Linked DNA regions of Mus musculus: region 1 is linked to region 2. A link is a loop called in an ENCODE intact Hi-C map of the cell type or tissue named here. Cell type or tissue: heart. All regions are shown on one strand. Links, peaks and the distances in the headings refer to the core of each region. The heading gives the core; the rest is flanking DNA.

The links. A loop is a pair of places that touch in the nucleus more often than their neighbours do. Peaks named below come from ENCODE experiments on the same cell type or tissue, not always from the same donor. Only the 100,000 strongest peaks of a DNase experiment are listed, where the experiment ranks them.
Region 1: it touches region 2 in a loop (7-fold over the local background); 12 of 42 quality-filtered maps call a loop at or near these places.

What each region holds. Positions count from the first base shown.
Region 1 is chr2:59,423,618-59,426,537 of GRCm38, reverse strand. No RefSeq gene overlaps it. Among named protein-coding and RNA genes, the nearest start is that of Gm46743, 4.6 kb to the right of the region's middle. In heart, for the core only: a CTCF peak has its summit at 1,590 (motif pointing right); DNase peaks (open chromatin) are centred at 447 and 1,607.
Region 2 is chr2:58,829,224-58,832,143 of GRCm38, reverse strand. Ccdc148 (coiled-coil domain containing 148) reads left to right here. Exons shown (of 15, transcript NM_001372501.1): 13 at 2,277-2,394. Among named protein-coding and RNA genes, the nearest start is that of Upp2, 76 kb to the right of the region's middle. In heart, for the core only: a CTCF peak has its summit at 1,687 (motif pointing left); no DNase peak of the experiment used is centred there.

The DNA of each region.
Region 1 (2,920 bases), core at 227-2,726, 590 kb before region 2:
CACCACAATGTGATCTGACCCTCTGAGCCTCCCGTGGCCTGTCCAGGCTCAAACCTCCACAGCCAGAGCCTCTCCTCACCGACACTTGTGCAGCAGTAACCCTCTGTCATCTTTCACAGCGTGTTAGGTACCTTTTCACTGCTGTGACCAATAACTAAGAATAGCGTCTTGAAGGGTAGGAGCTTTATTGGGGCTTATGATTTCAGATGGTTCAGTCCGTTGTGGTTTGGATAGGGTGGAGTGGGGTGGAGAAACTCAGTTATATCTAGGCAGGACAGGAGCAGAGAGTGAGACCAGAAGTTTCTAGTGGTATGTACCCACTAAGGTACCTGTCCCCTCCACAATCTCCCAAAATACCGCGACCAGATGGAAACCAAACATTCAAAACATGAGCCTTTGGGGGTGTTTTATATTTAGTCTATGACACACACTGATGGCCTTCTCTGACAAGCCTGGCCAGGAAGTACTGGTTGTGACCTGATTTTTCTAAACTCCAAACAATGGACTCTTCGATATTTTGAGACACTTGAGCCCGGAGATTTCTTGGCATGATGAATCTGTTTCTAGAGTCACACCCAGTCAGAGAGGATAGTCAATGAAGGGTACAGTCAAGGTTAAACTCAAGTGTTCTCCTCTCTCCCATTTTGTTTACAGAGAATGTGAAGAAGGAAGTCAGGCCTATAATGTGGAAGTCAGTTGGCCACAACTAAAATTATTTGGCTAAATCGGACATAGAAGGCTAGCAAACATGATTTTGCTTGTGTGCGATAACTGGAATAGGCAAGTTCATAGAGACAGGAAGTAGAGCAGAGGTACCCAGGGACCCGGGAGGGTGACACAGGGAATTGGTGTTCATGGGGTAGAACTTTTGTTTGAAGTTAAGTGAAAAGCCTATGAATGATGAATGATCCATGATGCTGCACAGCATTGAGAATATACTGAATTCCTTTAAACTGTGCATCAAGAGATGGTCAAATCGGAAAATTTGCATTGCATTTTCTTTACCCCCCCCCCCCAGAAAGCAGACCAAGGGACATGTAGGCATGTTAGAGGGTTTAGTGTTGGCTATCCTGAGACAGCATCACCCACTGTGGGCAGCTCCTAATGTGAGTTGTGTAGCAGAGCCATGGTCCTGGGGGAGCAGCTAATGGGCTAGGTGGAAGTGCTGCTCAGCCGTGGGGTGAACAGCTCCTGCTCTGGCCCATCTTGGGGTGTGTGTGTGTGTGTGTGTGTGTGTGTGTGTGTGTGTGTGTGTGTGTGTATGGGGGTTGGGGGAGGTGGCACGGGCACTAGGATGTCCTACTTTATCACCTTAAGTAGCTCCCTTGCTGAGAAGACATTAGAAGAGGTCTTTTGCTTTAGCAGGGCTGGAACAGACTGGAAAAGCCAGGTGTGGATGTAACCCCCCCCCCACATACACACACACACACACACATACAGGAGTGCTTAGAGGGGTGTGTGGGATCACAGCGCCACAATTCTAGAAACAGGGACAAAACCAAGCATACTCTGAAAACACCAGTTGTCTGAGTTCAGTCTTCCCCTAGGATAGATGAGTTGACCATGGAGCAAGTTTCAGACAGAGGCCTCTAGATGGTGCACAGACCGTGATAAATACCCGAGGAGGCAGGGCTTCGTCTGTAATTGGAGCCTCAAGGCTCACTCCAGATGCAGGGGTTTTATAACATGCTCTCCCTACTCCAGCCAAGCGATACCCCCACCCATGTACCCTTCTGGATAGTTTCAAAGATGGCAGCTTTGATCATCTTGAGGGCAGTGGTAGAGGAAGGAAGTCCTGTAGCCCTCTACCAGCAAAGAGGCCAAGGATACAGAAAATCTCTCAGAAAGGGTGTCATCCACCCAGGCTATAGGTTGCTATAAGTCAAAGGTGAAGGCCATTGAGCACTAGCTAAGCATCATGAGAGAAGGGACAACTCTGTTAGCTGGGAGGAAAGACTGATTTCAAGTCTTGAGGCCTGGAAACAGTGGGCTTTTCTTACTGGGGTGTTTAGCCTCAGTAAGAGCCACAAGAAAGCCAGGGGCAGGATGGAGCTGTGGCTCAGACCTGCAATCCAGGACAGCAAGGCTGGATAACTTCTCTGCCTGCCAGGGCCATGTTTACTTATGCAAACAGCTGACACATGGCTGCAGACCCAAGCAGGGACAGCCTCCACTGTGGTCTAGACAACGGTGCAGCAAGCCACTGCTATGAGAAGAGAGAAAGTGGGGCTCACTCTCAGTCTGTACCCAGGTCAACCCCATGGTTTTCCACGATACCATACCACTGCCTGAGCTCTCAACTCTCTTCCACTGTTCAGGAAGCTGGGCAAACAGAGCCAGCGGGTTGGGTTGGTCAGACACATTTACAGAGGCCCTCCAAGGACTCATGCTTGACGTAGCATGTGGTGAGGTAAAGGTTGTAGAAACTTGTGCCTCAGGCCTCAAGAAGATGAAGTTTACAGGAAGACGGTTCAGCAGTCATGCCTGCCTGACTTTTCGAGGCTATTCGAATTACAATGAAAGATAATTAAGATCAACAAGTTAACTTCTAAGTCTTATTTGTCACATATGGAGGACGTAATAGCCCCAGCGTGCAGTGGCTACCACGTGGGCGGCACAATGGTTGCTATCATTGCAGAACACTCTACTGGACAGCGCTGTGGCATTGTGGGTACTCATGGACCATGCCATGAGTCCACTTATGCAGCTGTCGATTCATAGCAAATTAATAAGAGACGAGACTCAGAAGAGCTGTGCTCCTCAGAGAGTTGTTGATGGCCCTAGAGTACAAAAGCATTGTGAGGATGTTCATAACTGAATGGTTCTCTGGGAGTGCTGGCAAGTATGGGGATAGAATTTACAGTAATATAGAAGTGCACTCTCTTAACTGTAGCCTTCAAATGTATGGGGCCTCCTTTCT
Region 2 (2,920 bases), core at 251-2,750:
CAGCTGAGGAAACGAAATGACCGCCAGGCTCAGCCCACCACAGCTTCCCTGCATCGCTCTGCCGCCATTTCCCATTTCCTTCCTGGGTTCCATGCTGTCTGTGACTAGGATAAGACCAGAAAGATGCCCATCCTCAGGTCCCCGCCCCACCCTTACTGTCTCCTCCTCTCTGCTCTCACCACTCCTAGCGTCTCCAAAATCCTCATCCTACAGATGGCCAGACGGACACGGCTCAAATGTCCCTCCTCTGTGAGGCTCTTCTTATGAACCTCAACAATCTAACAAGTGGCTACCTCACTTTTCTGCAACACCAGGGGACCATATGTGTACCTTCCTGCCAAGTCTGAGAACCTTGTTTGGTTCTCAGGCATGTCTTGTTTCCATGTTAAGTTATAAACTTCTAAGGAAGACTCTTGTATCCTCAGCATGCCCACGCTGCCTAGTGCAGTAGGTGTTTAGGGACACTTGATGTAGGAGAAGAGATCTAGGGAGAAGGACCGCACAGAGGTTAATTGCAGGGGGTGGGATGGTGGAGGCTAAGCTTCGCTGCTGAGGAGAGTCTTTCTGGGTTACACTTCTGCTCTGCTACTTAATGAGCGTGGGACTTCTGACAAATTACACCATTTGTCCGTGCCTCCATTTCTGTACCTGTAGAAGACAAAATTATATATACAAAATTATACCCTCGGCGTATGATTGTTGTGAAGTGTTAAAAGAAGCAATTGTAAAGCACTTAGTACAAGACCTTTGTCTCCTGAGCACTCAGCATATATGGAATCTCCAGCGTGGAAGGGCCAGCAAAGACACCGCCGTAGAGAATACTGCAGCGTATACTAAGGGCAAAGGGCATCTGCGACTAATGTGACAAAGCAAATTAAATCCAAGCTGTTGCCCAAAGCAGGCCAGCATGGCTTCCATCGTCCTAAGAACTCAGGTGCCTGTTTTTTGGAAATGGTGGATCTCCTCTCCCAAAGTCAATAGAATCACTTTGACAGGAATACAGCTGTAATCAAGGCTACTCGATTTTACGGGCAGCAGAGAGTGATGATATGTTTTATAAAATCAAGAATATGTTTTTATAGAGCGAGGTATGGTGTGGTGGGAGGGGGTGCCTCAATGGCCCATGCTGAGGTACCAGCCCAACCATGCGAAGAGTATAGTATAGAACAGAGATTGTTTGTGGGCATGGGAAAGGGAGTTGAGAAGGGAGTAGAGGAAGAGAAAGAGAAGGGACAGAGAAAGACAGAAAGAGAGGGGGGGAGGAGGAGGAGGAGGATGGGAGAGGGGAGGAAGAGGAGGAGGGGGAGGGGGAGGAGGAGGGGGAAGAGGAAGAGGAGGGGGAAGAGGAAGAGGAGGAGGGAGAGGAAGAGGGGGAGGAGGAAGAGGAGGAGGAGGAGGGAGAGGAGGAGGACAGGAATACTTCGAGGACTGGGAGAGAGAAAGAGGTTAGGGAGAGAAGAGTGTCAGAGAGTCTGAGAGAGTCAGAGAGGCCAAACAGTCCCTTTTTTAGCCAGCCTGGCTGTTGCTAGGTAACTGTTGGGTGGAGCGTAGAAGGAATGCCAACAGAGAGGGCTAGGTGAGCTCATACACGGAGCCATGTTTTAATGCACCCTGTTTTAATATCTGATGATTTGAAAGGAGATGGGGAACTATTGCCGAAAGGGAAAGTCATGTTTTTGCTGCCATCTACAGATGTCAGAGTGCAATTTGTAAAGTTTTCTAACATGTCAATAAGCCCACCTCATGGAGAGACACTATATACGAAGCATAGTTTAAGTTCTAGTCACCTAAATAATTTAAGCACGTTATTACAGTAATTTTTTTTAACCACACTTTCTGAAAGTATGTGCATTTAGTCAGGAATTCAATCTTTATAACTCCTCAAGCTGTGTTCAAACTTGTCATCAGAAGGCTGTGTCATAACTCAGGACAGTGTGATTATTGCTCAGGGCACCTCCGCTGTAGCTAGGGCAGCTAGCCAACAGGGTCAGGGTTTAAAATGGTGGTAGAGAAGTCTGAGCTCAGCTGGGTTTTAACCAGGTTTTCCTGTATCTCACTGGTTACTGGAATCACTGTAAATGGCCTCTTATTGTTTGGATTAAGAAATCAAACCAAGTAAAATCAAATGGTGGAGTGGCATCCCCTCTGAGATGGCTCCTGGTGCACTCTTGTCACAGTACTCTGTGTGTGTGTGTGTGTGTGTGTGTGTGTGTGTGTGTGTGTGTGTGTGTGAATTATGGCCCATCTACCTGTCCTGTGTCGTCTCTTTTCAAAAGGGTTAAATATAGACAAGAATTGTTGGAGAAGCGTTTGATGGAGAGAAAAAAATTGGCCCTTCAAGAAGTCCAGGAAGAAGAAGAGAGAGAAAGGCGGCTGGAAGCCCTACGAAAGCAGGTGTTTTCAATTTGGAAATTTTCATTTGTTTTTTTAAATGTTTCTAAGTGTGCTAATGATATTATTACTGAGACTTAGATCATGATATCTGCTATACAAAACGTAACTTTTCCAAACGAGGACATGGTTTTCATTCCCAGGAGCCAGTGAGGTTTATGTTGAACCCGGTCCAGTTTCTTGATATATTTAAAGACGTTTATCAGCAGCATTTAAAAAGCTCTCTCCCCAGATTAAGTGTGTCCATATCCCCTCCAGTTCATTATCCAAACAGTATCTGTTTGCATCAGTGAAACTCTTGTTTCCAGTCAAAGGACTTCCCTGTCCTCAAAAATGTGGTAGAGCAAGATAATCCACTCTCAAGTGGGAACCTTTGCTTGGAAAAATCCCACAGTCAACAAGCCCTCTTAGGCATCACTTTACAAATACCCCCTTTGTATAGCATTAACAGCCTCCCATGGCCTTGCCTAAGGAAAGGAGGCAAAGTAGATAAAAGTAGACAGTGCATGGCAAATTTTCTTAAGAAACT